Linked DNA regions of Homo sapiens: all the other regions are linked to region 5. Evidence: chromatin loops called from intact Hi-C (ENCODE). Cell type or tissue: dorsolateral prefrontal cortex. All regions are shown on one strand. Region 1 overlaps ROBO1 (roundabout guidance receptor 1). Region 2 overlaps ROBO1 (roundabout guidance receptor 1). Region 3 overlaps ROBO1 (roundabout guidance receptor 1). Region 4 overlaps ROBO1 (roundabout guidance receptor 1). Region 5 overlaps ROBO1 (roundabout guidance receptor 1). Region 6 overlaps ROBO1 (roundabout guidance receptor 1). Region 7 overlaps ROBO1 (roundabout guidance receptor 1).

The links. A loop is a pair of places that touch in the nucleus more often than their neighbours do. Peaks named below come from ENCODE experiments on the same cell type or tissue, not always from the same donor. Only the 100,000 strongest peaks of a DNase experiment are listed, where the experiment ranks them.
Region 1: a loop joins it to region 5, with 6 times the contacts of the local background. A loop is called at or near these places in 9 of 110 quality-filtered maps.
Region 2: it touches region 5 in a loop (5-fold over the local background); 37 of 110 quality-filtered maps call a loop at or near these places.
Region 3: it touches region 5 in a loop (6-fold over the local background); 26 of 110 quality-filtered maps call a loop at or near these places.
Region 4: it touches region 5 in a loop (12-fold over the local background); 95 of 110 quality-filtered maps call a loop at or near these places.
Region 6: a loop joins it to region 5, with 3 times the contacts of the local background. A loop is called at or near these places in 5 of 110 quality-filtered maps.
Region 7: it touches region 5 in a loop (2.8-fold over the local background); 6 of 110 quality-filtered maps call a loop at or near these places.

What each region holds. Positions count from the first base shown.
Region 1 is chr3:79,515,549-79,519,548 of GRCh38, forward strand. All of the region lies in intron 2 of ROBO1 (roundabout guidance receptor 1), which reads right to left. Among named protein-coding and RNA genes, the nearest start is that of MIR3923, 9.7 kb to the left of the region's middle. In dorsolateral prefrontal cortex, a CTCF peak has its summit at 2,441 (motif pointing left); no DNase peak of the experiment used is centred here.
Region 2 is chr3:79,352,993-79,356,992 of GRCh38, forward strand. The region is part of intron 2 of ROBO1 (roundabout guidance receptor 1); the gene reads right to left. Among named protein-coding and RNA genes, the nearest start is that of MIR3923, 150 kb to the right of the region's middle. In dorsolateral prefrontal cortex, no CTCF peak of the experiment used is centred here; no DNase peak of the experiment used is centred here.
Region 3 is chr3:79,017,050-79,021,049 of GRCh38, forward strand. All of the region lies in intron 3 of ROBO1 (roundabout guidance receptor 1), which reads right to left. Among named protein-coding and RNA genes, the nearest start is that of MIR3923, 490 kb to the right of the region's middle. In dorsolateral prefrontal cortex, a CTCF peak has its summit at 1,868; DNase peaks (open chromatin) are centred at 1,012, 1,862 and 2,442; H3K4me3 peaks cover 3,002 bases; H3K27ac peaks cover 3,145 bases.
Region 4 is chr3:79,030,796-79,034,795 of GRCh38, forward strand. All of the region lies in intron 3 of ROBO1 (roundabout guidance receptor 1), which reads right to left. Among named protein-coding and RNA genes, the nearest start is that of MIR3923, 480 kb to the right of the region's middle. In dorsolateral prefrontal cortex, CTCF peaks have their summits at 2,118 (motif pointing left) and 2,319; no DNase peak of the experiment used is centred here.
Region 5 is chr3:78,657,590-78,661,589 of GRCh38, forward strand. It overlaps ROBO1 (roundabout guidance receptor 1), which reads right to left. Exons shown (of 31, transcript NM_002941.4): 16 at 3,441-3,672; 17 at 2,097-2,218. Among named protein-coding and RNA genes, the nearest start is that of LINC02077, 610 kb to the left of the region's middle. In dorsolateral prefrontal cortex, CTCF peaks have their summits at 1,981 (motif pointing right) and 2,189; a DNase peak (open chromatin) is centred at 2,022; H3K27ac peaks cover 1,366 bases.
Region 6 is chr3:78,872,627-78,876,626 of GRCh38, forward strand. The region is part of intron 4 of ROBO1 (roundabout guidance receptor 1); the gene reads right to left. Among named protein-coding and RNA genes, the nearest start is that of MIR3923, 630 kb to the right of the region's middle. RefSeq lists a silencer at 3,273-3,567. In dorsolateral prefrontal cortex, no CTCF peak of the experiment used is centred here; no DNase peak of the experiment used is centred here; H3K4me3 peaks cover 908 bases; H3K27ac peaks cover 3,531 bases.
Region 7 is chr3:78,882,833-78,886,832 of GRCh38, forward strand. All of the region lies in intron 4 of ROBO1 (roundabout guidance receptor 1), which reads right to left. Among named protein-coding and RNA genes, the nearest start is that of MIR3923, 620 kb to the right of the region's middle. In dorsolateral prefrontal cortex, no CTCF peak of the experiment used is centred here; no DNase peak of the experiment used is centred here; H3K27ac peaks cover 248 bases.

The sequences.
Region 1 (4,000 bases), 860 kb after region 5:
CCATAATATCCAATGCCATTTTGAAATGATCTAACATTATCTCAGGATTCTCTCTATATATAGATTTACAAATATTCATAAATAATATTCTCAGTGTTGTACAATTTATATGTTCAAAACACTATATCCAAGTATTTGTCCTATTCAATATTGATTTGACTGAAACCTAGGTTCGTGAACGTGAATATAGTCTTTGGGTTGAAACAACATTTTTCTTGGGTAATATCCCATAAAAAGAATCATAAAATGTTCATGCAACTTTCTAGCTAGTTGGTATGTAGTCATTTTTAAAGGTATTTGGTTGATGTGTTCACATATTCACATCTTTTGCAACTTTGCATCAGTATATTTTACTTCATGAATAAAATATATTTTACTTCATGAATAAAATATACTGGGTCATATATACTGTGCATATATAGCCTGAAATAATTACAAAGCTTTAACAAGGAAAAGGAAGTTTCTGTCCCACACTTGACTTTCAGTCTCCAAGTTTCTTTCCTCCAGTATTAACAGATCCTTCGCTTTCCTTCTAGAAATGATCAATGCATATGAAGAAAAAAAAAGGTTTCCATACCTTAAATTTTTCACTGCAACCGCTTTTGAAACCTGGCAATTGATGATTGAGTTGATAATGTGGTTTACTGTTAGTATAATTAAAATAATTCAAAAATAATTTTAAATAAAGATAACATAAGTTCTACTTGTCAGAAAGCTCAGTACTCCTTCCACTAGATCAAATGCTTTTAAAAATATACAGCCATACTCTCACTTCTTCATTCACAGCTCTCAATTTACCTATATTTATATTTTAAAAATGCATATTTTCACATTTTTGAAAAGGAAGCATATATAATTTCAAAAGAGAATAAAAAGTTATGCAGTGGAAGGTCTCCTATTCACCGCTCTTCCTCTCTACCCCAATTTTCACACAATCCTCCCTACTGCCACACTGATACACAGACTGCCATTATTTTTAGTTACTTTTTAACTTTGCCATAGTCTCTTTGTTTATACACAAACAAACATGGATATATATTCTGATTCCCTTTTTATTACACATAGTATATTATACATATTATTATGTAGTATTTAAAACTTTAATATGTAGAGATCTTTCCAAAGTTGTTTCTAAAAGCTGCATGCTATTTAATTGTATGTGTATCAGAATTAATTAAATCATTGCCTATTGATGGATATGCCAGTTGTGTTTGAGTACAAACAAACAATCTTGAATATATATTAATTCACATGTATTTGAATTTATCTACAGGATAGATTTCTAGAAATGGAAATGATTGACAAAGGTTTTTGTGCATTTTTTACAAGAAAGAAAGATAATGCACTATTGCCTTCCTGTAAGGCAATACCAATTTATACTCCCGTAAGCACATGAGAGTAGGTGTTCCCCACACTCTGGTCAAGAGGATGTGTCATCAGACAAAATGTGTCATTCCAATGAGTGATAAACTGCATCATAGTGTATTACCCTCTCTTTTTACCATACCATAAGACTCTTTCTGTTGAATTCTTTCCCTTAGTGTAAAAATCATGCGCAGTCATTCCTCACCTTAAACAAAAGAAAATATTTTCCTAACCTCCTTTCGATTACTGGTTATCACTCGTTCTCATTTTTATTGACTTCCTCACATCCTGTCACTCCTGGGTTCATTTCAATTTGACTAGTACTCCATTATGCCATAGTTAATGCTTCAAGTTACCAATAACTGAATTTCCAGCGAGTGCTTCTTGTCTGTATCTAACTTGATCTTTCTGGAACAGTCGACACTGACCATCACTCTCTCCCTGCAGAAATTTCCTTGCCGGTGGCCTTTGGGTGTGAGGAGAACTTATTTTTCCTTATTGTTCTCTAAACTCTTGGCTGGCTCTGCATCAATCTCTCTGCTAGGCTCCTTTCAGCCTATTAACCTTTAAATATTAGTAGGTCCTAGGATTTATTCTTGATTCTTTTCTTATTTTAACATTCTTTCTGGTCCACCTCCTTCATATCTGTGACTTTCAAAGTACTAATGTAATAGCACTAAATGGCTCCTAAATCTTTATCTGCAGCCCAGATCATCTTTGTTTACCCTCTGTTCTGGGTATAAGTAACATATAAAGAGAGAGGCAAGAGACTGAAAATATTCTTTTAGAATGTTCTTGTATGGCCCAAGGTAGCTAATTATAGGTGACACTTATTGAATACTTGCTGTGTGGCAGGGGCTAAAGTAATAGTTGTAGACATTTTATTACTCTACTATGAAATAAACTCTGTGGCAGTCTCATTCAAACCTTCAATTGCTGATGGATTAATGAGGGAACAATGATTGAATGAATGAATATGTGGTATTCCAAGAAATAATCATTTAATCCCTTTCAGGAAAAAATCTGGTATTATACTGACATTTTCCAGGGTGTTAGGGTTTATTGACCACGTTGGCTTGGAGAGCCATCTGGTGGTAAGAGAGCGGAAGGAATGTGTGAAGAATCCTGGAGCTTGCATTGCTGTCTGAGTGGCCTTCTAATTTACCTACAATGATTAGGGTCAGAATGATTAGGAGCTGACTAGATTTCATATAAGGTTCTACTCTTACAACCTATTTGGTTTTGAATGTACATTTCTACAAAAGTATGCTAATTTTCCTATAAGTGTATTTAGTTTATCAATAAACTAATACTCAGATATTCTGTCTCTGAGTAGATACTCAGATTTGGGAGAAAAAAATGCATAGGGTAAGGCATGTTAAGAAGAAGAAGGAGAAGGAGGAAAGGAAGGGGAAGGGAAGAAGACAAATATGATGGCCAAGCTTATCTACAACAGGAAATAGAGATGCAATGGCACATGCTGCTCCTACCAGCCTCCCTCCCTCCGTGCTTCTTTTCTTTCCCCTTCTTTCAGTTCTCTCAGGTAGTTTTAGAGTTGCTACTTCCTAAAAGGTCTAGTTTCTCAGTATATATGTGAGCAATAGCTTTAGAATTGTCCGTGAAACAACAGTAAGTTAGAAGACCTAGGAGGATTGCTTTTCAGAATTATGAATGGGGAGAAGGAGTGATAACAGAACATAAACGAAAATGTAAAGCTTTTTCTATATTATGCATAGATAATAAACATTCTCCAAATCTTTTATTATTATTATTATTATTATTTTTAGATGGAATTTTGCTCTTGTTGCCCAGGCTGGAGTGCAATGGTGCGATCTCGGCTCACTGCCTCCCGGGTTCAAGCAATTCTCCTGCCTCAGACTCCCAAGTAGCTGGGATTACAGGTGTATGTCACCACGTCTGGCTAATTCTGTATTTTTTTTTTTTTTAGTAGAGACGGGGTTTCACCATATTGGCCAAGCTGGTCTCGAACTACTGACCTCAAGTGATCCACCCGCCTCAGCCTCCCAAAGTCCTGGGATTACAGGTGTGAGCCATCACGCCTGGCCAAATGGTCTCCAAATCTTGCTGTTTCTTAACAGCATGCATTTGTCATTCATTTTACATGGTGGCCAGTTATTAATAGCTGTTAATCTGCTTTCTTCCTGAATGCTTCTCGTTCCAGAACCCAGGCTGAAGAGAAAGCCCCAATGTCTCCTCAGCCTGGATTCTGGAATGAGCTCCAAGAGCAAGAAGCATGCTATTCTTGTGGTAGAGGGAAGAGATGATAAGATCTTTAAGAAACTCTCAATGGCGCTGAAAATTTCAGCTCAGAACCCATATTGATCTTTTTCTTTCATCTTTTACTGGTCAAAGCATGTCACGTGGCCAAACCTGATATTGATGGAGACAGAAATAGTTCTCACTATAAGAAGTGTGGCCGGGCCTGGTGGCTCACGCCTGTAATCCCAACACTTTGGGAGGCCGAAACGGGTGGATCACGAGGTCAGGAGATCGAGAGCATCCTGGCCAACATGGAGAAACCCCATCTCTACTAAAATACAAAAAATTAGCCGGGCGTGGTGGCGGGCGCCTGTAGTCTCAGCTATTCGAGAGGCTGAGGCAGGAGAATGGCGTG
Region 2 (4,000 bases), 700 kb after region 5:
GTTAAGAATCAATGTTAACTCTGAAAAATTGTAGTCTTATAACACTAACTCTTTAGTTAATAGACAACTTATTACTGACAAACTATTTTCTTAACTGTCTATCCGTAATCTAAAAGTGAAAGACTGTAGTAAAAGCACAGTGAGATAACATTTTTTTATGTTCAGACTGCAGTATTCATTCATTTATTCAATCTCAAAATGTTTAGTTAGTGACTATTAGATATGATGTATTGTTCTGAGTCATTGAGACAAATTATTAAGAATTTAATTGGAGAGAGCAAATTGCTCTTACATGGGAAATGCTATAATAGATATATGATTAAGGTAGAAATATAGAGGAAAAAATAATTCTGATTGAATGAGAAAGAATTAACCTCAAAAAAAGAATATAGAAACACACAGAAACAAACACACACACACACACACACACACACACACGCACAGAAGCACACATGTACGCAAAAATAATTTCCAAGTAGGGAAACAAAACTTGGAGTAGTCATGAGAGTGGCTGCTATATTATAAAAAGATGAGATGTTCAGTATGGTTGTATGCAATGGCTTTTACTTGTTCAATCCCTCAATCCAAGCGTGTGGACATGGAGGTGCTGGGGATAAACTCAGAGGGCCCTTTTACACCCAGCTAAATAATTTTGATTTATTCTATAGTCAATAGGAAATTAATAGAACTTTTAATCAGAGGGCTATGGTGTTGGTGTGGAGGATGCACAAGAAGCTAGTTTCAGAAGGAACAGATAAGAAGTTATTGCAGGCCAGGCGCAGTGGCTCACGCCTGTAATCCCAGCACTTTGTGAGGCCAAGGAGGGCAGAATGCTTGAGGCCAGGAGTTCAAGACCAGCCTGGCCAACATGGCAAAATCCCATTCCTACTAAAAATACAAAAATTAGCCAGGCATAGTGGTGGGCACCTGTAATCCCAGCTACTCAGGAGGCTGAGGCAGGAGAATCACTTGAACCCGGGAGGTGGAGGTTGCAGTCAGCTGAGACCCCACCATTGCACTCCAGCCTGGGCGACAGAGCGAGACTCTGTCTCACAAAAAAAAAAAAAGTTATTAAGTTATTGTAATAGTTTAGGAAGGGCACTATACTACTGTTGCTGCTGCCACATCTAATACTATTACTGAAACTGCTGCTACTTCTACAACACTATAACAACTGGCCAGTTTATTGAGGACTTGCCAAGTACCAAGAACTCTTTTAAACTTGTCTCATCTACAGTCAGACTTAACGCTAACCACAACCCTATGTGGCAAGGAGAATGAGAAGAAACAGAACTTATTTTCTTCACTGTTTTCAACCTCCTATACTTGGCACTTGATTTCATCAGAATGCCTTTGCTTCCATCATCTTATCTCAATCAACTTCCTCCTGATTCTTCTGCTTCTCTGCCTTCTAAAGGCCTAATTTACCATGCCAACTTCTCTCATACCAGTATCCTTGATTACTTTGTATCCCTATCATTCCACTGGAACTGCCTAGGAGAATTTCAACCCTGTGTCAGTGCTATAGTCCACATTTTTTGCTCTGCAAGTATACAGCTGAGTACCTCTGGATTATATCACTCAAATATGTTGAGTGGCGCAATAACAATTCAAGCACAGCAGGGCTCTCAGCACCACTGGCCAACCTTTTATAGATTTGTCTTGAACTCTGCCTCTTATTTCCTCCTGCGTCTATTTTGACACATTTGCCACAATCTACAAGTCATATACTCCAACAAGTAAGACACCTTTGCAACAGAGTGGAATTACTAAATTTAATCATGTTCCTCCTCTACTTAAAGCTTTTAATAACAGAAAAAATAATAACACGTCAAGCCTAGAGATGTAGATTTGTGGGTCATTAGCATATAAATCTTAGAAACCATGCAAGTGGGCAGAGCATGGTGGCTCACGCCTGTAATCCCAACACTTTGGGAGGCCAAGGTGGGTGGATCACGAGGTCAGGAGTTCAAGACCATCCTGGCCAAGATGGTGAAACCCCACGTCTACTAAGGATACAAAAATTAGCTGGGCATGGTGGCGGGCGCCTGTAATCCCAGGTACTCCGGAGGCTGAGGCAGGAGAATTGCTTGAAGCCAGGAGGTGGAGCTTGCAGTGAGCCGAGATTGTGCCACTGCATTCCAGCCTGGGTAACAGAGCAAGACTCGGTCTCAAAAACAAACAAACAAACAAACAAAAAAAAAACCATGCAAATGAATGAAATCATTGCTTTATTTAAAAAAATACTACTAATTATCAGAGGTTAAATTTTATTTTTGTTATTTTTATTTATAATGCAGCTGTAATAAGTGCAATTTACGGGGCACGGCATGATATTTTGATAAATGTATACATGGTAGAATGATCAAATCAGGGTAACTAACATCCCATCACCCTAAACATGTGTCATTTCTTTGTTTTCAGAATATTCAAAAACCTCTCTTCTAGCTACTTGGAAATATACATTATTGTTAATTCTACTTATCTTACTAGGCAATAGAAAACCAGAACATATTCCTCTTATCTAACTGCAGCTTTGTACCTGTTGACCAATCTGTCACTATTCCTCCCTCCTACCTCCTCTCCCCGTCCTCTGGTAACCACTGTTCTACTCTCTAATTCTATCAGAACAACATTTAGATTCCATATATTTGTAAACGGTGCCCTATTTGTCTTTCTGTGCCTAGCTTATTCCACCGAAAATAATGCCCTCCAGGTTCATCCATGTCGCTGCAAATTACAGGATTTTATTCTTTTTATGACTGAATAGTGTTCCATTATGTATATATACATCACATTTTCTTTATCCATTCACCCATTAATGGACATTTAGGTTGATTCTGTATCTTGGGTATTGTGAAGAGTGCTACAGTAAAGACAGGAGTGCAGAAATATATTCAACATACTGATTTTATTTCCTTTTTGGATGTAGACCTAGTAGTAGAATTGCTGGATCATATAGTATTTCTATTTATAACTTTTTGAGAAAAGTAGTTCATTTTTACGCTTAAAAACTCAAAAATGTAGCTTTTATTCCATATGCTATTCTAAATTATTAACATTTTTGGCCAGAAATGGTGGCTCACACTTGTAATCCCATTATTTTGGGAGGCCGAGGCAGGCAGATCACTTGAAGCCAGAAGTTCCAGACTAGCCTGGCCAACATGGCAAAACTCTTTCTCTAATAAAAATACAAAAATTAGCCAGGTGTGGTGGTGCACACCTGAAATCCCAGCTACTCAGGAGACTGAGGCACAAGAATCATCCAAACCTGGGAGGTGGAGGTTGCAGTGGGCTAAGATACTGCCACTACCCTCCAGCCTGTGTGTCAGAGTGAGACTCTGTCTAAATAAAAGATTAAAATATTACAATTTTTATTTTAACAGAGATGATACACTATTATTTCAGAATAAATGCTAATCAAATCAATCTTTTGACCTCAGAGTTATAGTATTGTAAGGCACAATTCATTAATAGAGTAAGTCTCAACATGTAAATCTAACACCTATTCCAAATATGTAAGATGCTTTGATTACAATACTGACATCCCTCCATTACCATTCACTTCATCTTTGGCATAGAGTCTTTCAACTGTAAATGTATTCTTGGGATCTAATCTTTATCAGGAAGACAAGACTCATAAGGTAACAAAATGTTGACATTTCATTGTTTTTTCCCTTTTATTTATGTCATTGAAGATACCAGTATCTGAATTTGTTTCCACTTCTGCAATCCTGACATTTGCTAGCAAATGTGCTAGTGTGTAGTTTGTATTTCCATTTGTAAAGGAAATCAATGACTGAAAGACATTCGCAGGGCATTCAGGGCAGGTTCATCAGATCAACTAGGAAACTAGAATTTCCCTGAGTTAATGGAATTGTTCAAGTCTCCTTGAGTTGCACTATGGTTTCAAGCCATTTAGTATTTGAAATAATGTCAATGTTCTCTGTTCCTGGGAACTTAAATTCCAGTCAAAGGGAACTGATTTCTTTTGTTGTAT
Region 3 (4,000 bases), 360 kb after region 5:
TCCCTCCACTGTGACGTACATGAGATATACCAGGTTGAAACTTCACTTTCTGTTTTCTTTAAAGAAGTAACAATTTAATAATTTTTAAAATTTACTTTAGTTGCAAATCTTCCTTGTAACTTTCAGCCAGCAGGCACAATTCACAGGCTAAAATTCTTTTAGGGGTTTATTCGCTATCATTTAGCTGACGTATGTGGTTTTTTTCCCCCCTTTTCTTACTCTGTTAACTGTCTTAAGTAAAATCCCTGGTCAAAACATAAATGATAACCATAGACCACAAAAGCTCAAACTAACCTTTAAAATCGTTTCATAATTGTGCAAACTGAGTGACTCTTACCGATAAGCCCTGATGCAATTTGAAGCTCAGTATGCGAATGTGACTATAAAAATTCCGAGGTGCAGTGTGTGTGTGTGTGTGTGTGTGTGTGTGTGTGTGTGTGTGTGTTTTAAAGCCTGAAATCGGATCCGTGATTGAAACCAGAATCTACCAAAAGGAAAGAAACAGAAGTTGAGTCGTGGCTCAGTTCACCCACAGTAAAAAAGTTTCCTAGGGAGTGTATGAAAACTATTTACAAGTGTAGATACAGTGTGTACTCTTATGTCAGAAGGGCCCCGTTTCAGCATCCTTCCAACACTTCATATGGAATTTCAGTATTATTTAATTAATCCTAAACATCCCAAATTCAGTTTTCTTTCGCCAATGAGAATCCCCAGGCAACTCCCCTTTCCGATGCTTGCAACCGCCTGTTTTCCTTCTAAACCCAGCGAGGCAGTGGCTATTTTATATCCTACCTTAAGAAGGAGTTATTTCGTGAAGCTTCTTCAGAATCAAATTTAATTACAGACTTTGGTTACATAAAACAACTACTAATAACCCCTTGTGCTCGGAAGAGGAGGGGCTAGAGAGGACTAGGCTCAGGAATCCTGGCAAGCCTGCGGGCCACAAGCTCCCAGGGCGCACATTTCCCTCCCCAGGGAAGCAGCCGGCGGCTGATACTCACTTCGGCTCATCCTGGGGGCCCTAGCTCACTGCCAGCCGCTGCCTCCTCCCACCCTAGTGCTTAGACGTGCGTTTGCCCAGAGTAATCTGGGCGTGCCCTGAACTTGGCAAAAGGCCGAGATCTGCAAAGAGTCTTGAGGAGGTTCAGGGGTGGAGGGGAGGTTTTGGGGAGTGGGGAAAAAGAGACAACCCCAAATGCGAACTAGGAACATTTTCGCCTAAAAGTCTAGCAGGAATCGAGCCCCTCCGGCCTTAGGAGGGAGGGGTAACCAAAATACACTTCTGGGTTTGATCGTGCAAAGTGGAGAGGGGGCGAACAGGGAGGATCAAGGGTGAAGAAAGAAGACGCGGGGTTACCTGAACAGAGACATATTAATCCAAACAGGTAAAAGTGAGCGGGCTCCGCAATCATTGTCCTCGGGTGGATCCTGTATACAGTCTCATGCCAAGAGGAGGGAGTGGAAATAGGGTCCCCAAATGTATGAAGCCACACACCACACACAAAGGCTTAATATAAGCAACGTGGGTCAATTAGCCAAGAGTTTTCAGGGCAATTACTCGTCGACCTTTCCGGACGCTTGTCAGTATCTCAGAGACTTTTGCAGAGGAAGAATTCCAAGGTTTGTCTTCTCCGGCCCCAGGATTTCCGAGGAGGCTCAGACACTTTCAAGAACCATCCAAAGCGAACAACAAAGAGCCGAGGCAGAAGCGCAGTAGTGCCGTTTCCTGCCTCCACGGTCTTGCGGAGCCTCCCGGCGTGCGCCCCCACAATGTGCGGCCGAGCGCCGCTGCGAGGGCAGGCGCGGCGGCGGCGGCAAAGTTGGGGTGTGAGAGCTGCTGAGGGAGGGCCAAAAAGTGCTTCTCCGTCTCCCGGCGAGCCCAGTCAGCAGCGGGCCACCCGCGGCGGCGGCGATAGCAGCCAAAGTAGAAGCAGCAGCTCCGGAGGAAGGGCTCGGGGTGCCGGGAGTGTGACTGGGTGACTCCGCGCGCAGAGAGCGAGCGAGGGGGCGGTGCGGCGACAGCGGCTGCCTGGGCGGGCCCTTGTTCCCATCACTTGGGGGATGCGGAGGGTACTGGAGACAGCAGCAGGACCGCGGACACTCGCACGTCTTCTGGGCGCCCCCAGCCCCGCGCGGCGCCCAACATCGCCCTCGGCCCCTCGCCCTCTGGGGCGCTCGCAGGCACCCCTAAACTACGCAGAAGCCCAAACTTCCTGGGGGCAGCTGCCTGCACCCCTGGCTCGTGGAAGCTGTAAAGAGGCAGCTCCCGGCTCTCCCCGGGGTGGCAGAGAAGGGCAGAGAGGATGCTGCTGCGGGTGGGAGAGACGGCCGCCGCGGCTCACCCCAGCTCCTCCCGGATCAGCGGCGTCTGAAGTTTCTGCTCTCACGCTGCCTCCTCTCCAGCTCAATTGCTTGTGGGTTTCCCCCACAGTCCCCGCGGCTCCCAGTTCCCTCCCTCTCCTCCCCGGCCCGATAATACTTAAAGGGGCCGCGTGGTCCTTTCCATGCTTCACTCTATTCTCCAGGCGCTGGTCAGGCAAGTTCTGCTCCTCAATATTTCCATCCACAAGCCAGGGGTGCCCAACTGCGCCCTCAGGTGAGAATCCAATTGCTCGGAATCGGAAATCCAGGCGAATGAGAAACTGTCTTGTTTCTCTCGCCACCCCTAGCTCCCCTGCACCTTTCTCCAAATGGAACCTCCCAGCCAAAGACTTCAAAAATCCTCCTGGTCCAACTTAACCTCTTCCTTGCCGCTTCCAGGAATTGGAATAAACTCTCAACTCCACTCTCACTTCTCCCCATTCCCATTTAAAAAAAAAAAATCAATTTTGAGCAACATGGCTTTAGGACAGGAGGTAAACAGAGAACTATCCAGAACATATCAGTAGATGGGCAGTCTCTTACAACCATCCTTTTCTTTTAAGTTGCAGTTGTTGAAGGTCTTGTAGAAAAGATATCCAAATCATAAGGCACAGGGTTGGGCCTTGGGATCATTTCCTCATGTTTCAGTTGAAACTCTCTCTTTCAACTTCATACTCCACACATTAGAAAGCTAACAATGGGGATGTAATTTTAAGAGAGAGAGAAACAAATGCAAAAAACAATCTTGACAAGCCCAGAGTTTGCAGTTAGGAGAAGCTAGTCAGGCATAGGTTTGACACTCAGTATACCCGCCCTGAAATCCCAACCTGCCAGTTATAGCTCTGTGACCAGGTCTGTTTTCTCTTCTCTGTTTCTGTTCTCGAGATATTTTATTGCATTAACAAAAAATACACAAAGCAAAACAAACCTGACACGTCTGAAAGGCATTCATTCATTGAGTCAGTCATTTTTCTTTCTTTCTTTTAAATAGGACACAGTGGCCAGGCGCTGTGGCTCACACCTGTAATCTCAGCACTTTGGGAGGCCCAAGCGGGCGGATCATTTAAGGTCTGGAGTTCGAGACCAGCCTGACCAATATGGTGAAACCCCGTCTCTACTAAAAATTCAAAAATTAGCCGGGCGTGGTGGCGTTCGCCTGTAGCCCCAGCTGCTCGGGAGGCTAAGACAGAAGAATTGCTTGAGCCCAGGAGGCGGAGGTTGCAGTGAGCCGAGATAACTTGCCACTGCACTCCAGCCTGGGCGACAGAGCGAGACTCCGTCTTAAATAAATAAATAAATAAATAAAAAGACACACTATGTGAAATACCTAACATGCCGAATGCTGAATAAATGGCAGAATTAATATCTACAGAGTTGTGTACCATAACTTCAAAAAAAATTATTTGGTGTCTAGCAGTACATGTAAGAAGCTGCTTTCGGTGGTTGCCTCTGGAGGACAGAACTGCGCAATGGATAGGGCAGAGAAGGAGGATTTGCTCTTTTCTACATAGTGTTGTGCTTTTCCATGTCTTTTCAGGTGAGCACATTCATTACCTAATGGAAGATAAAAATTTAAAAGCAAATTGTACATTGATTTTGGTTGCTGCTGGTGCAACCAACGACCTTAGAGCGACATTTT
Region 4 (4,000 bases), 370 kb after region 5:
ACTGCAGCCTCCACCTCCTGGGTTCAAGCAATTCTCCTGCCTCAGCCTCCCAAGTAGCTGGGATTACAGGCACGCACTGCCACACCCAGCTAATTTTTGTGTTTTTAGTAGAGACGGGGTTTCTCCATGTTGGCCAGGCTAGTCTTGAACTCCTGAACTCAGGTGATCCACCCGCCTCTGCCTCCCAAAGTGCTGGGATTACAGGCGTGAGCCACCATGCCCGGCCCCAATATGTTATTTACCTTCATGCATACTTGAATTCAGTAGGGTAATAAAGGTGATATGTGATGGTAAGGCAGAGTGCACCATTGAATCGGCATGGACACTTAGCTAGATGTAAGCTATTGAGAGTTAATCAAAACATTTATATGGTGATAATTTCTAAATGCTACCCAAGTTTACATGATGAAATGAGAACTAACAAAATTTTGCTTTTGTGTGGATGTGGCTTTGAATGAGTACAGTAAATATAGTCTATTGATATGTTTCAGTGTCTTGTTAGTCATTATTGAATATATATGTGTACTTTGAGATTTCTCCAGGAAAAAAACCACATGAATAACATGTATTATTCCTCTTCCAGTGATCTACAAGATAAAGGAATATCTCAGGCAACTTAAAAGTTAGTTTACTTAAACTTGCTCTTTGGAGCAGGAAAAATAAAATGCTTAGGTGCATATGTAGAATAATAACGAAGCACAATGTTCATTTCTAAAATGTGTAAGTGGGTAAGAATACAAATGTCCATCTCTGTCACTGACTAGCTGGGTGATGGTGGGTAAGTTTCTTAATATCGCTAGCACCTATTCTTTTTATATTAAGTGAAGAGCATAATAGTTCTCCCCTTCTAGGGGTTTTGCAAGGATTGAAACAAGTAATACACATAAAGCGCTTGTAACGGAATTAGCAATCATCAAACATTAATTGATTATTATTATTGTGATTTCATCGTGAAAAAGAAAGCTCAAGATTAAGTTTATAGTTAGTAGTAGAAAACTGAACACTTTTTCAATTAATAAGGGAAGTCATATAAAGATTGTTGCTTAAAAGATTGTTCAGAAAACCATAAACACAATTTATAACACTTCTACATACAGTACTCTTCTAAATAATTCAATTTGATTTTATTTAGGGAGTTTGCAATTAATATAGTATTTTTAAAACCCAATACTCTTAAACAATAGTGAGATGGACACACAGGCTTATATAGGGTATGAAGCCAAAAAAATGAAAAGGACATATTCAATGTATATACTTATGTGTCATGAAATGAGCTTTCTAAATGCTTACCTATTTGTGTGTAGATAAGGCTTAAGAGAGGGAAACAATAGCTTCTAGAATGAAAGAATCATAGTTGTTTAAAGCTAGGAGGTCCAGACATTCCCTGACCTTATAACAACGATATGTATTGAGCAAATTATTTTTTAATACACAATACAGGGTACATAATATCTTCAGAACTAATTTAACATTGAGAGAAAATATTACATTGTTCTTTAAATTAGATTTTTATCAAGATTTTTCTTCCATTGCACATTATACTAAATCCCACATAGTTTTTGAGAAATAGATTTCATTTGTCCATCATAAAATGATTTAAAAATGAAAAATAATATAATAAATTTAACTTAATAAATTAAGTTTAGAATGGGTATACTAATGGATGCTTAAAGTAAGTACCAGTAAACCATTTATTTGCAAAAACTTAAGATGAGAAGTTTTCTTTTAGCTCAGATAATTCACTTACTACCCTTTATGAAATGGCAATAGAATCTCTCTCTATAGAAACTTCTTGAAAAATACAAACATTTGTAGTTTTTGAAATGTTCTCTAAAGATTGGATAACATTTACCACTATGCTATTTCCTAGTTTTTTATTCATGTACCCGTGGACTAATTTCAGATAATGAGTTCACTATAGTCATAATAAATTATCAAAAACATAAATCAAAAACTCAAGGGGTGCACATACACATACACATCCTATTGAAATAGAAGTTGATAGCAGGTCTCTTTAATTTATGTTCTTATCTGTTCATAGCAGAAAATCCCTCCCCTATGAAATGTTTCAATTGGTTGAGGATGTTTAGTACACAATGCTCTATTGCCCTCTGCTGGCTGGAAAATGAGAAATAAAAACTTCTGTTCATTAACTAGATGGGACCTTAGAAAATTAAATATGGAAGATGACACAGCTCAAAATAATAAAACAATATATTAGAGTGGTAGAACATTAAAACATGAATTTTAAAAAATATTCTCACAAATTTCAAAACTCCTAAGATTTTAGTTTTTGTATTAGCTGAAAAGTTGATTATTTTACATAAACCTAAACACTCATTAATTCAAGATAATACAATTACATAATTTTAAAGTGATAATTGCAAGTCTCATAATTGTCCAGGAATTCTGGGGATTTTCCAACAAGATATGTATGGTCCAATTGTTGGCACATTTGTGGAATATTTTTATAATATTATGATGTCTCTAGTGTGTTTATTTCTTTAAAGTAATACTTCTACCTAGTTGAAAGAATATTCTTAGCATTTTTACATAAAATTTAAAGAGTTATTTACCAATTAGAGTGACTTATTTCACATTTTTCATTCTCTGTTGAAGCATTCTTTATATATGATTCACACATCACTGAGGAAAACCAACATTGTTATATAATGGTGTGTAAATTCTTTAATGAAAACAAAAGTGATAATGCCCCAAGGAATACAAAATGCATACAGCAATTAATCCACCTGGTTTGATTTTACCACTACATGCTGCTTTAATGCTTGATTACATTTATTTCAAAAAGATTTCTAAAGAATATCCTTATCATCCAGGGCAGAAGATACAGACTTTATCATTAGGGTGGCCTTGCTGGTTTTTCTAAAATGCACTTGGGTTAAAAGTTTAAAGCAAAGCTGTCATTGTTTTTTCAAAATCTTGACTGGTATTCTGAATTTGTGATTTATTTTATATTTTCAATAGTTCATCTCAGCTACAATATATATTAAAATACTCTGGTCTTCATTTCTCAAAGTGCTTTTTCTGGAGCATTTGTAAAACTCGAGCCATGGTTCTTTGAAATAGGATTTTATCCCACCGGCTCGACCTTCTTATTCTACCCTCAGAACTAGTGTCTATTACAAATCAGGAGCATAATTTTTCACTATGGCTTCCCTGCCAAAACAACTGTCAATCCTTTCAAAAATTTCTGGAGCAAATAGTGCTTTATAATTTACTCTAACTACCTCTGATCTAGATTGTATTCACATCTCAAACTCTCCAAGAATGTATTTTCAGTCAAATCTTTAAATCTCTTGAGGCCTTTGGTTCTCCATAAACAGAGGAAAAAGTTTCATCCTAGAAAATACTATTATTATAACAAAATGATGTAAACATATTTTTTTACTTCCCAATTCACAAGTGAGGTTTAAAAAGATGCCCTTTGCCTTTACAGTTATTCATATTTAATACTCAGAATTTTTTACAGTTTGTATCTTAAGACTCAGGAACATAGAAAAATGAGATTCACAGAGATGAAAAACGTCTCCACATTTACACAGGATGGCCTGTTAGTCAGAAGCCAGGTCTGCCTGACTTCTGGTGCATGGTCTTTTTATGACCCTTTGTAGTCTCTGGGAGTGAAGAACGAAGGAGGGAAACCATTTGTATTAGAATTATAAAGTGATCATGCCCTTTGATATAGTATTTCCAACTCTAGGAAGCTAAGGAAATATTTCATATATAGTAAAAGATGTCTATGGTGGTATTAAAACAACGTGGGAATAAAGAGGATAAAACTAGAAGAGGTCTAAATTTCTAATAAAATAACAAAGAACTTAACAATGGTATGTTATTAAATTGAATATTACAGTCATTAAAAATAATAACTGGGAGCTACTTGAAAACTTATGAGTTGCTTAGGATAAAATTAGCAATCTAAATCTTACATTTTATGTAATTAAAATGGAATACATAAGTTTATAGGTAGTGACAAAAA
Region 5 (4,000 bases):
ACACATTATCTGCCAGCTAAATAAGTACCTTGCAGATAGCTGTGTCTATGCAGATCAAGAATAATACTCATTCAACATTTGCATTCTAGGCATGACCCAGATGACCAGATATTGTAAAACAAAAATGAGTAGGAAACGCCAAGCCTCGTACTTCAACAGTTCTCTGGGATCAACCTGCCTGGCATGGGCACTGGAACATCACATTTTACAAGGAGTAGTTGATTGAAAAGGAAGGAGAGCTTCTGAATACTCTAAAGTAGTTTGCACAAATATGATTATTAAAAATAAAACTGCACACAAGGAGTGAGCCTCATCTCAGGATTTTATTCAACCTCTGGTACACTGAACTATATTATCAATGAGAGACAATTTGCCCTCTGCTCTTCTATTTAAATGGGACTATCAGTCCTTCACAGCATACATGAGAACATAAAGAATAGCAATACATATTTGATGTGAAAAAAGCATTCTTCTAATAACAAAGAGTTACCTGATTAACTTGGCTAATAATATTTGTGATACAAAACTATTCTCAAGAAATTGAGATTTTCAAACTATTCTATAATCCTTGTTTTAAATTTCACTAACAGATTCATCAGTGAGTGATCTTCTGCGATGTTTAAGAACTTGGATATGGTGCACGACAATGTTCAAGCTCAGTTTCCATAAGAAAATGATCTATAGAAAAACATGCTCATTATTATTAATTATTATCATTAGAGATGGAGTCTTGCTCTGTGGCTCAGGCTGCAGTGTAGTGGTGCAATCTTGGCTCACTGCAGCCTCCACCTCCCGGGTTCCAGTGATTCTCCTGCCTCAGCCTCCTGAGTAGCTGGGATTAAAGGTGTGCACCACCACACTCAGCTAATTTTTGTATTTTTAGTAGAGACGGGCTTTCACTGTGTTGGCCAGGCCGGCCTGACCTCAGATGATCTGCCTGCCTCGGCCTCTCAAAGTGCTGGGATTACAGGCGTGAGCCACAGCGCCCAACTGACATACTCTATATTCCTTATGATGTTCTCAAGCAATATATACCATTAACTTTAAGTAGACAATTGTCTAAACTCTAATAGGAAGTGAGATTTAAAAGAAATCTAAGCCTAGTCTCTTCCATCATTTATCTTTTTATATTTTCTTTGAAAGTTAATATTATTTTAATATAGTTTCAATACATAACACCAAGAAATGCTCAGACCCTATACCAGGAGCTGACCATTTGGAAATTAAGACTCTTTTGTGATTTTTTTAAAAATCCCATTTACATTATACAGCTGAACCAAAGCCACAAACTGATTTTGTACCAGTCAATCAGGTTCTGAAAGGCATTTTATTATTTTAAATTGACCATGAAGTTACGTGAAATCCACCCTTTTGCATTTCTTCAGGAGAGAAATGAGTTCTGACTCTTAGGGGAAAATGCCTACATTCCACAATTTAGCTTGAGAGCTGAGACATCACCCATTTTAAATCCTTAAAAATCTTCTATAACATTCTATTTTTCTAGACTAACACATAGTATCCTGTCACTCCTCAGTATTGAGACAGCCTTGAAACTCTTAAGAAAACACTTAAAAGTACAGAGACTTTTACCTTTTAATGCCTCAATTATCTAGAAAATCTTACTTGAAATATCTTAAAACATCCACAGTGCACTTATGGCAGTCTTTTAAATACTTTAAAAAATACACTGTTCATATACACAAATTTCATAAAGAGGTTTCTCAATTTGTTTTTAAAAATCTTTTGAAAATAAAATAAACTTAAAATTCTGCTCAGGATACTTGGTTACCGTACAGATTAATTTGCTCCTCAGAAGAACATGTATAGTCTTATTTGGGCCTTAACTAAGGATGCACATCAGAATCGCCAAAAGATTCACCAAGATATATGTGCAAGGGCCCCTGTCAGACCACCTGAATCAGAATTTCAAAATCACTGAATAAACAAGAAAGCGTTTTAAAAATAATTTTACATGTTGCTATTTGGACCAGCAGATGGCGCCAAATATCCATAAACAAATACCAGCCTGCTTTTTCTTTATGAATGGTGGGGGCTGCCCATCAGGACATTAATATATATATATATTATACTCATACCTTATACTCTTGGACCATTCCATTTTGAGTGTCTTCTGGAGGTGGCTGCCAACTAACTAGAATTGCAGTTCCGTTTCCATCATTCTTGGATACAGTTACACCTTGGGGTGGGGCACTGGGTGCTATTAAATTGTTTTAAAAGGTAGGTTATTAGAATGTGCTAGAGAACACTGAAAGCAGGTAATTAATATCAAACCCAATAATAGATGTATTAATACTATATCAATATATGCTTTTTTTTTTTTTTTTTTTTGAGACGGAGGCTCGCTCTGTCATCTAGGCTGTAGTGCTGTGACATGATCTCGGCTCACTGCAACCTCCCCCTCCCGGGTTCAAGCGATTCTCCTGCCTCAGCCCCCTGAGTAGCTGGGATTACAGGCACCCACCACCATGCCCCACTAATTTTTGTATTTTTAATAGAGATGGGGTTTCACCGCCTTGGCCAGGCTGGTCTCGAACTCGTGACTTCAGGTGATCCGCCCGCCTCAGCCTCCTAAAGTGCTGGGGTTACAGGCGTGAGCCACTGTGCCCAGCTGCATATGTTTTAAAGATGTATCTCATCCAAGTCTGAATAGTCCCAAACTACCTAAGTTGTTCCTCACTCAATGCTAATTCACTGCCACGGTGAATTTTCCATAACCAAAGTTAAATACCTTGTTTCCACCAAACATCCCAGGACAATTCCTATTTCTTCTACCGTGTAACTCTAGTCTCATGTTCTCCCCCGAAATGTTCAAAAGTATGAAAATGAATATTAATCATTCATGATAATTACTTATACAGCCAAAGTGACAAAGACATGTTGGGAAAAATCCTGTTGTTAGTTAATGTAATCTTTTACCTTTATGTAAATATTGTTTAATTTCTAGGAATAGGGTGGTCAGCTATAGTGATTTGTCTAGAACTGAGGTGTTTTAAAAGAGATGAGATTTAGGAAGAAAATGCTAATCCCACGAAGTCCTGGGCAAATCAACACATTATTCAAATCATGGATCAAAATAAACAAATAGAAAATGCTGAATGGAAAATAAACCAAACGGAAAACAATTTCATTTTTAAATGTGAATTTTAGTTCTGAATAATTAAATTTCTATATGCCATTAAGTAATATAATGTTCACATTTACACATTTGAGGTAGGCCACTATTGAAGCAAGTCAACTATTATAGCATTTTGCTTTTCTAGTTTTCTAAATAAACAAATACTGTTAGCAAAATGTATGTTCAATATCAAGAAAGTTAGTAATTAATGCCACTATTAACATTATAACAATTTAAATTAAGCTAATAAAATTCTAACAAATATACTGCAATGCATGGAAATCAAACGCTTCATCATACTTGCCTTCTTCCAGGGTTTTGGCAAACTTGATTTCACTATCTGCTCCTTGAAATTCATTAAAAAAAGGGCGAGCCTTAATTTCATAGTTGACTCCCTTTCTGAGATCAGGGATTACCACACTGTTTTTGGCTGGCGTCCTCACTTCAAAAACTAACCAGTCTGATTCTCCGTGGTTGGCTCCAGATGGCCGATAGAGAATTTTATATCCTTGTATATACTGAGACTGTTGATCTACCTATTAAAAAGACAAGTAAAATGTAATTATTCATATTATTGTATTGGTTCATCAGAAAATAATAAAAATTAAACGTTATAAAATGCACAAAATTCTGTCTGGCTTCATCCCACATTCTTACACAAGAAATGTGTAAGAATTAGAAAGGAAAAAATAAAAATCATTATTTGTGGACAACATGAGTGTGCTCATAGAAAATCCAAAAGAATCTTCAGCTAAAACATTCAAATAAGTAGAATACTGAAAAAATTCCACTATCTTTTGATAAAAATTTCGGTGGCATTAACTTCTATGCTTCATGCAGAAATGTGAGGCCTGATGGCAGCTC
Region 6 (4,000 bases), 220 kb after region 5:
TGTTTAGTTAAAAATTCAAAATTAAATACAAAGTGTCAGGGAGGAAGTGGGGCAGTGCCTAGGTATTTAAAAGCAGATGAGTTTTCAGGTTGTAACACTCACGTTATCAGTAAGCTCCCTGGACAAATCAAGGCATTTGTCCTTCCAAGGTTTTATTTAATTCAATAGCTTGAGTATAAGAGTTACAGAAATTCCCATGATACTGGTAATTCCCAAAACAATGTTTCTCACTTCAGAAATCTTAAGTGAAGAAATACTTATAATATGAAGTAGTAAGGGTGTTTCAAAAGAATAGGTCTTTGTAAGATTTACAAATTGTAATCTGTTTATATTTCTTACCTCAGGAAAAATAGTACATCATTTACAGTTAAGAAAAGGAAAAAATGCCTGGATTAAACAAGACTTACCTGATAATGTTCTTTCCTTTCTTTCCCTTTGTGGAATAAATATTAAGAATCCCATATTCTATTTTATTTACTTTAAATTCTTTTCCCTCCCAAAAACAGTCTTGGGGGAATATTGAAAACTCACCTCTATATATTAAAGGGTTATGTTTAAGTCTCTAAATCAGTCAGCCTCTCTCTACTTCCTACTTTTCTTTCCTCCTTTGTCTCTCCAAGGGAACTCAGGTAGTTCCGTCAGTCAAAAGGGGATGCATTGTGCCACTGTACTTGGACCTCCCTCTGGAGATATCCAATTTTGTCCTATCTCTTCCTTCGAAAAGAAAATAGATGAGCTGGCTAAACTGTTAGATCTCACTTCTGGATTCTCCACAGAATTCTGTCTATGAATTGAAACCCCAGCTGAAACAACATCAAAAACATGAATTCCAATTTTTTTTTCCAGAGTGATAGTGTATGAACGTGTTTAATTACTTGTCATGTGCTTGCGACCAAGTAAACCTCTTCTTACCTATGAGTAAATAAAAAATACGAAGCCAATTTTGGAAAATATTCCTACAAAAATTTCTAATATTTGAATCATATAAAGGGCTCAATATAAAATTAAATGATAAAGGAATACTTCTTCAACAACTAATACTTACTATCATGTATATTCCTGAGCGAGGTTAGGAAATTTTTAAAAAATGCTTTCCTGGGAAGAAAAGTTGAAGAGTTAATGAATATTCATTTTCTGTGTTCATCTGTTTCTTTTCACGTGACTTTTATTTGGGCCATAACTTTATGCTGGAAAGTTTACACTTCAATTGTCTCACTGAATATATACAGCAATACTATGACTAATATAGTTACTTTCATTTCAGTTTTACAGCTGAGGAAACAAGGACTTTGGAAATCAAGCAACTTGTCTAAATTTGGATTCAAACTCAATTTGTTTCTGTAACCCATACTCCATTTATCACATACCCCCTTGGAAATTTAAAGAGAGGATTTTTTTTTTAATGATATGTGACTTCAATTACTAACCTTAAAGTATGAGCAACGGGCATAAGCAAAGATTTTTCCATCTTGCATTTTCAAAACAATATATTGAATCAGATTAGGTATTAAAATATACTCAATCACTGTATCAAATTGCAGCACTTCTAAGAAAACGAATTTTAGCCAGTGCAAATATACTTAGCAAGCACATAGTAGGTACTAAATAAATGTTTACTAGGCAACTGCTTATTAAAATACACCTTTATTTCATTAATATGCTGTATTATTTTACACACATAAAACTCCATGTTGTGAAAAATGGTGAGGTAAGATAATTTTTTCTCAAAATTCATAGCCTTTTAATAACTTTTTAAAAGCCAACTTAAAACTAATTTTAAATTATATAAAATGTTACCTCAAAATTTGCATTATAACTTATAATGCAAATGCTAATGTATATAATACTAATACACCGTAATAATACATATATTATAGTTACAATATGAGGTCTTAACAACCAGTACTAGAGAGGCTAAAAATGCAGGGGCAAATAAATCTTTGAAAACTTTATGTCATACACTTTCAAGTATTCATTATATTATGGTTTACTTTTGCTTTATACTAATTATTAGCTCAAAAACATTTATTTAAAAAATTGAACTAGAATTTTAAAATATAAAAAATTTAAACTAACAAGTTAGTCAGTTTTACTATTAGCATCAACCATTATAAGTAATTCTTTTCTATAACAGATCAAAATCTCAGTGAAAATTCATAAACCACAATAGTTGTCTCAAATTATTTATGTTGTCAAAATAACAATAAGACTATTGTTACCTCAATAATAGTTACCTCAAAACAAATACCTCTATTCTATTTATTTATTAGATTCAAATAAATAATCTTATATTCAAATTCAACACCCATCTGTTTCACTTTGAGAATGCACAAATAAATGAATCCAGTAACAAATGAGAGCTTCAACATACATTTAAAGATAGAAATCTGAACATAGATGAGGTGTGTAGAACTGTACTGCAATGTTAAACCAAACTATCATAAATCTACTGAAAAGTCATGGGAAAATTAGAGAATTCCAAAACTTGGAAATGAAATTTTTTATTTTAAAGTTCTGAAAAACAAAATCAGATGAGTCTTCAGTCTGTACACAAATGATCTTGGCACTAATTTCGGACTTCTTATGAAGTGATTCATTTTTAAAATAGATTATAAATGATTAGAAAAGGAAAGGAATAATCACTAACATAAATCATGACACCCATTAGGTTTTCTGGATAGTAGATCAGCAATTGTGATAAAAATCAAATGACATGGAGAAAGACTGAGAGAGACAATTAGTAAGCTTGAGAGCAAAAGCAAACTCAACACAATTAAAATAAAATGAAGAAATAAACCATAAAGTCTGGGATCGTGACATTATATAAATGATATAGATAAAATGTAAATTGAAAAACAATGAAGCCTTATAGTTAGGGTAACCTGGTTTCACTGATTACTAACTTATAAAGCTAGAATAGAAAAAAAAATCAATTGCATGCACTCGGAATAGCTTATGGAAATATTTACAAAACGTCCACCAGTCCAAAAAAGACTGAAGAGAGGGTATGTTGCCAACTGAAAACTATCAGAATTCTGGCCAAGTATCCTGGCAGTCTCCAAACATCAGAACATTCATTCAATTTGGTTTTAGGAAGCAAAACGTTACAGAGAGAAGCATGAAAATCTGTCCCACCTGGAGATTAAAAGCAGAATCAAAGTGAAAAATATCAAGCCCTTACCTGACACATGTTAGGAACTAACAACTAAAAGAAAAAGGAGTTATTAGTAAGTCCTTCACATGTATAATCTGTACAATTTAAAATCTACTTTAGTGTCAGATTTTGTTACCTGAAATCAATCATCATTTGCCAAAAGAACTATATCAGCATAGTAAATATAAATCAGGGCTTACTTAATGAAGATTCACCAATAAAGAATGCAGAATTAGTGTGCAAGACTTATTCACATTATAAGAACAGTAAAATGACTAGAGAACACAAAGTGCCAGGAATAGAAAGGAAAGGTTACTCACAGTTATGTAGTCAAGAAAAAATAATAATCTTCAAGGATGAATGATGTTGTATTTTCAGAACTCAAAACTATTTCCATGTTTTGAAAAGTATCAAGTTGCATAGTAACATATGCAAAATTTTCAAAAGAAAGATAAATTTTATAGCATTCAAAATAGTTCTACAGAGTGTAACCAAACATAAACTAGTGCATGGATTTAGAGACAACTATACTTGAAGAAAGAAAATCTTTAAAAAACTGTATCAACTTAGCCATAATTATATCTTGTTTTTATGAAGACCAATTAACTTGATTATGTGTTGTGCTTATTGAGATTGTCGTATAGTCTATTAATAAGTTCAGAGAAGTTCATCTTAAGGTAGTAAAAAATTTAGTAAAAAATTAGCATTTGGCTTTCAAATATTTTGCTACACACGTAATGCACTGCAATTGATACAACTGATGATTGTTAGAATAATAAATTCAATTGATCCAATGTGAGATAAAGTAAAACCACATAAGAATACATGAAAATTCCACATTTAAAC
Region 7 (4,000 bases), 230 kb after region 5:
GCCTGAGTCTCACTCTATTGCCCAGGCTGGAGTGCAGTGGTGTGATCTTGGCTCACTGCAATCTCCGCCTCCCAGGTTCAAGCAATGATCCTGCCTCAGCCTCCCAAGTAGCTGGGATTACAGGCATACGCCACCACACCAGGCTAATTTTTGTATTTTTAGTAGAGATGGGGTTTCACCATGTTGGCCAGGCCGGTCTTGAACTCCTGACCTCAAATGATCCTCCTGCCTCAGACTCCCAAAGTGCCGAGATTACAAGCATAAGCCACTGTGCTGGGCCATTCCCAATCTTTTCTCTCATCTTCTTCTCTACGGCAGAAGCACTGAGACAAGTCGTTGTGTTTAGTTTCAACAGATTTTTGTTTTATTGGGCATTGGTGCTCAAGGTTTTAATTTTCTAATTTCTGTTGGTAAAAAAAAAAAAGTTATGTAGGTGGCACAGAATTTAGTATACTTGTAAAATGTACTGATATTTCCCCATGACTTCCAAATGCTTCTTTACATCAATAATCACTGACCTGACTACACCTGTTTGTCTTCAACCACATGAGACGCAGATATGTATTATAAACAGGCTCTCACTCTGTTGCCCAGGCTGGAGTGCAGTGGCATGATCAAAACTCACTGAAGCCTCAAACTCCTGGCCTCAGGCAATCCTCCCACCTCAGCCTCCTGAGTAGCTGGGACTACAGGTGCATATCACCATGCCTGGCTAATTTTCTTAATTTTCTGTGGTGACAGGGTCTCAAACTCCTGGCCTCAAGTGATCCTCCCACTTTAGCCTCCCAAAGTGCTGAGATTATAGGCATGAGCTACAGTGCCCTGCTAAACATATGATATTTAAATTATGTACTATTCTACTATACTGTTAATAATTTACTATATAGTATATTTTAAATATAGTATAGTTTTTGTGGGTTTGCTCAAGAGTCCAATATCCATCTAAAGACCTACTTTCTCTCCTATCTGACATCTAAAGTTTTTGAGATTTGTAGAGTTTAGATCTAGAAGAGATTTCAGAGTGTAACACTTTTGAGAATGAGAGGCCTGAAATTCAGAGAATAAAAGGGCCAGCCCAATGTTTCACTGCAAAGCTAGGATGGGGGATTATGCTGCATGTGCAAAATCAGAGAGCCTGATGCAGCCCTCATGTGTGGCCAGAGTGTGCCAGGTAGTTTTGGACTGCAAGTGAACAGTGGGGAGAATGCAGATAAAAGGAAAGGCAAAGGTGAGCTCATAAGGGACTTTTCCTGTGTATTGCTGACACATGGTAGCCACTCAATACATTTTTTAAAAAATGAACAGTTAGATGCCAAGCAAAGGAACATGAATGTTATTATACAGCTAATGAAGAATCACTATAGGATTATAATGAAGAGAATGACAATAACAGACCTGCATCTTAGAAATTAGTTACAGAAGCAATGCAGTGGAAAATGGATTTCTGTGAGATGTTACTAAAAGCAAGAAAGCCAGTTATCAAATAGCAATAGTCCAGGCTGGGTGTGGTGGCTCACGTCTGTAATCCCAGCACTTTGGGAGGCCAAGGTGGGAGGATTGTTTGAGCTCAAGAGTTCAAGACCAGACAGAGCAACATAGTGAGAACTTGTCCTCTGCAAAAAAAATTCTTTAAAAATCAGCGAGGCATGGTGGCACACATCTGTCATCCCAGCTACTCAGGGACTGAGATGGGAGGATTGCCCCTCAAAAAAGAAAGAAAGAAAGAGAGAAAGAGAGAAAGAAAGAGAGAAAGGGAGAAAGAAAGAAAGAGAGAAAGAGAGAAAGAAAGAGAGAAAGAAAGAGAAAGAAAGAAAGAAAGGAAGGAAGGAAGGAAGGAAGGAAGGAAGGAAGGAAGGAAGGAAGGAAGGAAGGAAAGAAAGAAGGAAAGGAAAGGAAGGAAGGAAGGAAAGAAAGGAAAGAAAGAAAGAAAGAAAATTTAATAGTCCAGATAAGATATGATAAATTATTCCTGGATTGAGATAATAACATAAGGAAAAAGAAGAAATAGACTCTCTCTCTCTCTCTCTCTCTTTCTGTGTGTGTGTGTGTGTGTGTGTGTGTATTTCTCTTCTGTATGTTCTCATCATGAAACTCAATTGCATTGCTTTGTACGAAGGCTGCATGTTTAAGTCCCTCCCTTATACCACTCTAACCTGACCTCATCTGTAAGATGTCTTATGAAATAATCTTCACAAAGATCAAATAATATCATTAAGAATTCTGAGCATTCTCACTATGCAGCCATAAAAAAGAAGGAGATCACGTCCTTTGCAGGGACATGGATAGAGGGCTAGAGGCCATTATCCTTAGCAAACTAACACAGGAACAGAAAACCAAATACCACATGTTCTCACTTATAGGTGGAAACTAAATGATGAGAATACATGGACACATAGAGGTAAAAAACACACAGTGGGGTCTCTTGTGGGGTGGAGGGTGGAAGGAGGAAGAGGATCAGGAAAAATAACTAATGGGTACTAGGCTTAATACCTAGATAAAGAAATAATCTGTACAACAAACCCCCATGACATAAGTTTACCTATGTAACAAACCTGCACTTGTAACCCTGAATTTAAAACTAAAAAAAAAAAAAAAAAAAAAAAAAAAAAACTGAGAGTTCTCAAAAATATTTCTCTTGAAATAAAAGTTCCCCAAATTCCATTTGCCAAATAAGAAATTTCCATCTATGCAAGCCAAAGTAGTTATATTGGTAAAGTAATAACAATAACAATAGCAAGAACACTTGACACAGAAATATATATATTTATGTGCCAGGGAATATTCTACATTGTTTTCATGTATTAACTCATTTAATCCTCACAACTATATGAGGTAGATACTATTATTACCCTCACTGTATATTAGTAAATGTGACACAGAGAGGTTTACTCACATGTGTAATAGCAGACACCTACAAAGATTCAAAGACTAGATTTGAACTTCATCAGCCTGACTGTAAATCCTACATGGACTATTTAATTTTAGAAAAATTATGTTCATACAACCCTGCCCATTTTACAGATGAAGAAATGAAGTAAAATGGCATTTTCAAGACCCTACTACTGATAGCAAAATTTTATATATATATATATATATATATATATATATACATACATATATATTTTTTTAAGTAATTAAAGATTCATTTGAAGAATAATATTACCTATACATGAACAAGTTTATATTTTTGTAAAACGTCTTCTAACATTTGATATATGACTTTATCTTTTAGCTTTGTTTATAAAAAAACAACATCAAATAGTTATGTCAAATATTTAACCAGTTATGCTTTTCCTACAATAAAGAGTTAAACATGAGTAATCAAAATTATAGTATTTTAGAATATATATCTTTTAGGAGGAAGAAACAATACGAAAATAAGCTGATTAAAAGAATAATACTTATACTTCGAGGCTTCTTAACTCAATTTCATATATCGCCAACATATTTTATCAGTTTTGTTCATTAAAAAATTGTACTGTGGCCAGGCGCAGTGGCTCACATCTGTAATCCCAGCACTTTGGGAGGCCGAGGCGGGTGGATCCCGAGGTCAGGAGTTTGAGACCAACCTGACCAACGTGGTGAAACCCATCTCTACTAAAAATACAAAAACTACCCAGGTGTGTTGGCGCATGCCTGTAATCCCAGCTACTCAGGTGGCTGAGGCAGGAGAATCACTTGAACCCGGGAGGCAGAGGTTGCAGTGAGCTGAGATCACACCATTGCACTCCAGCCTGGGTGACAGAGTGAGACTCCATCTCAAAGAAAAAAAAAATTGTACTCTGCACTTGTAAATTATGTTACCAGAGTAAAGAAAGAAGATGCCTTTCAAAAAGCGTTCAGTCAATAAATTATTATTACATATACCCATATTTATGAATCTCCAAAACATAATGTGGAATATATGAAGCCCCATTGAAATAATACATATTATATGATTATACTTATACAAAGATAAAAAACCATTAAAACTAATATAACTAATATATGGTGTTAGAAT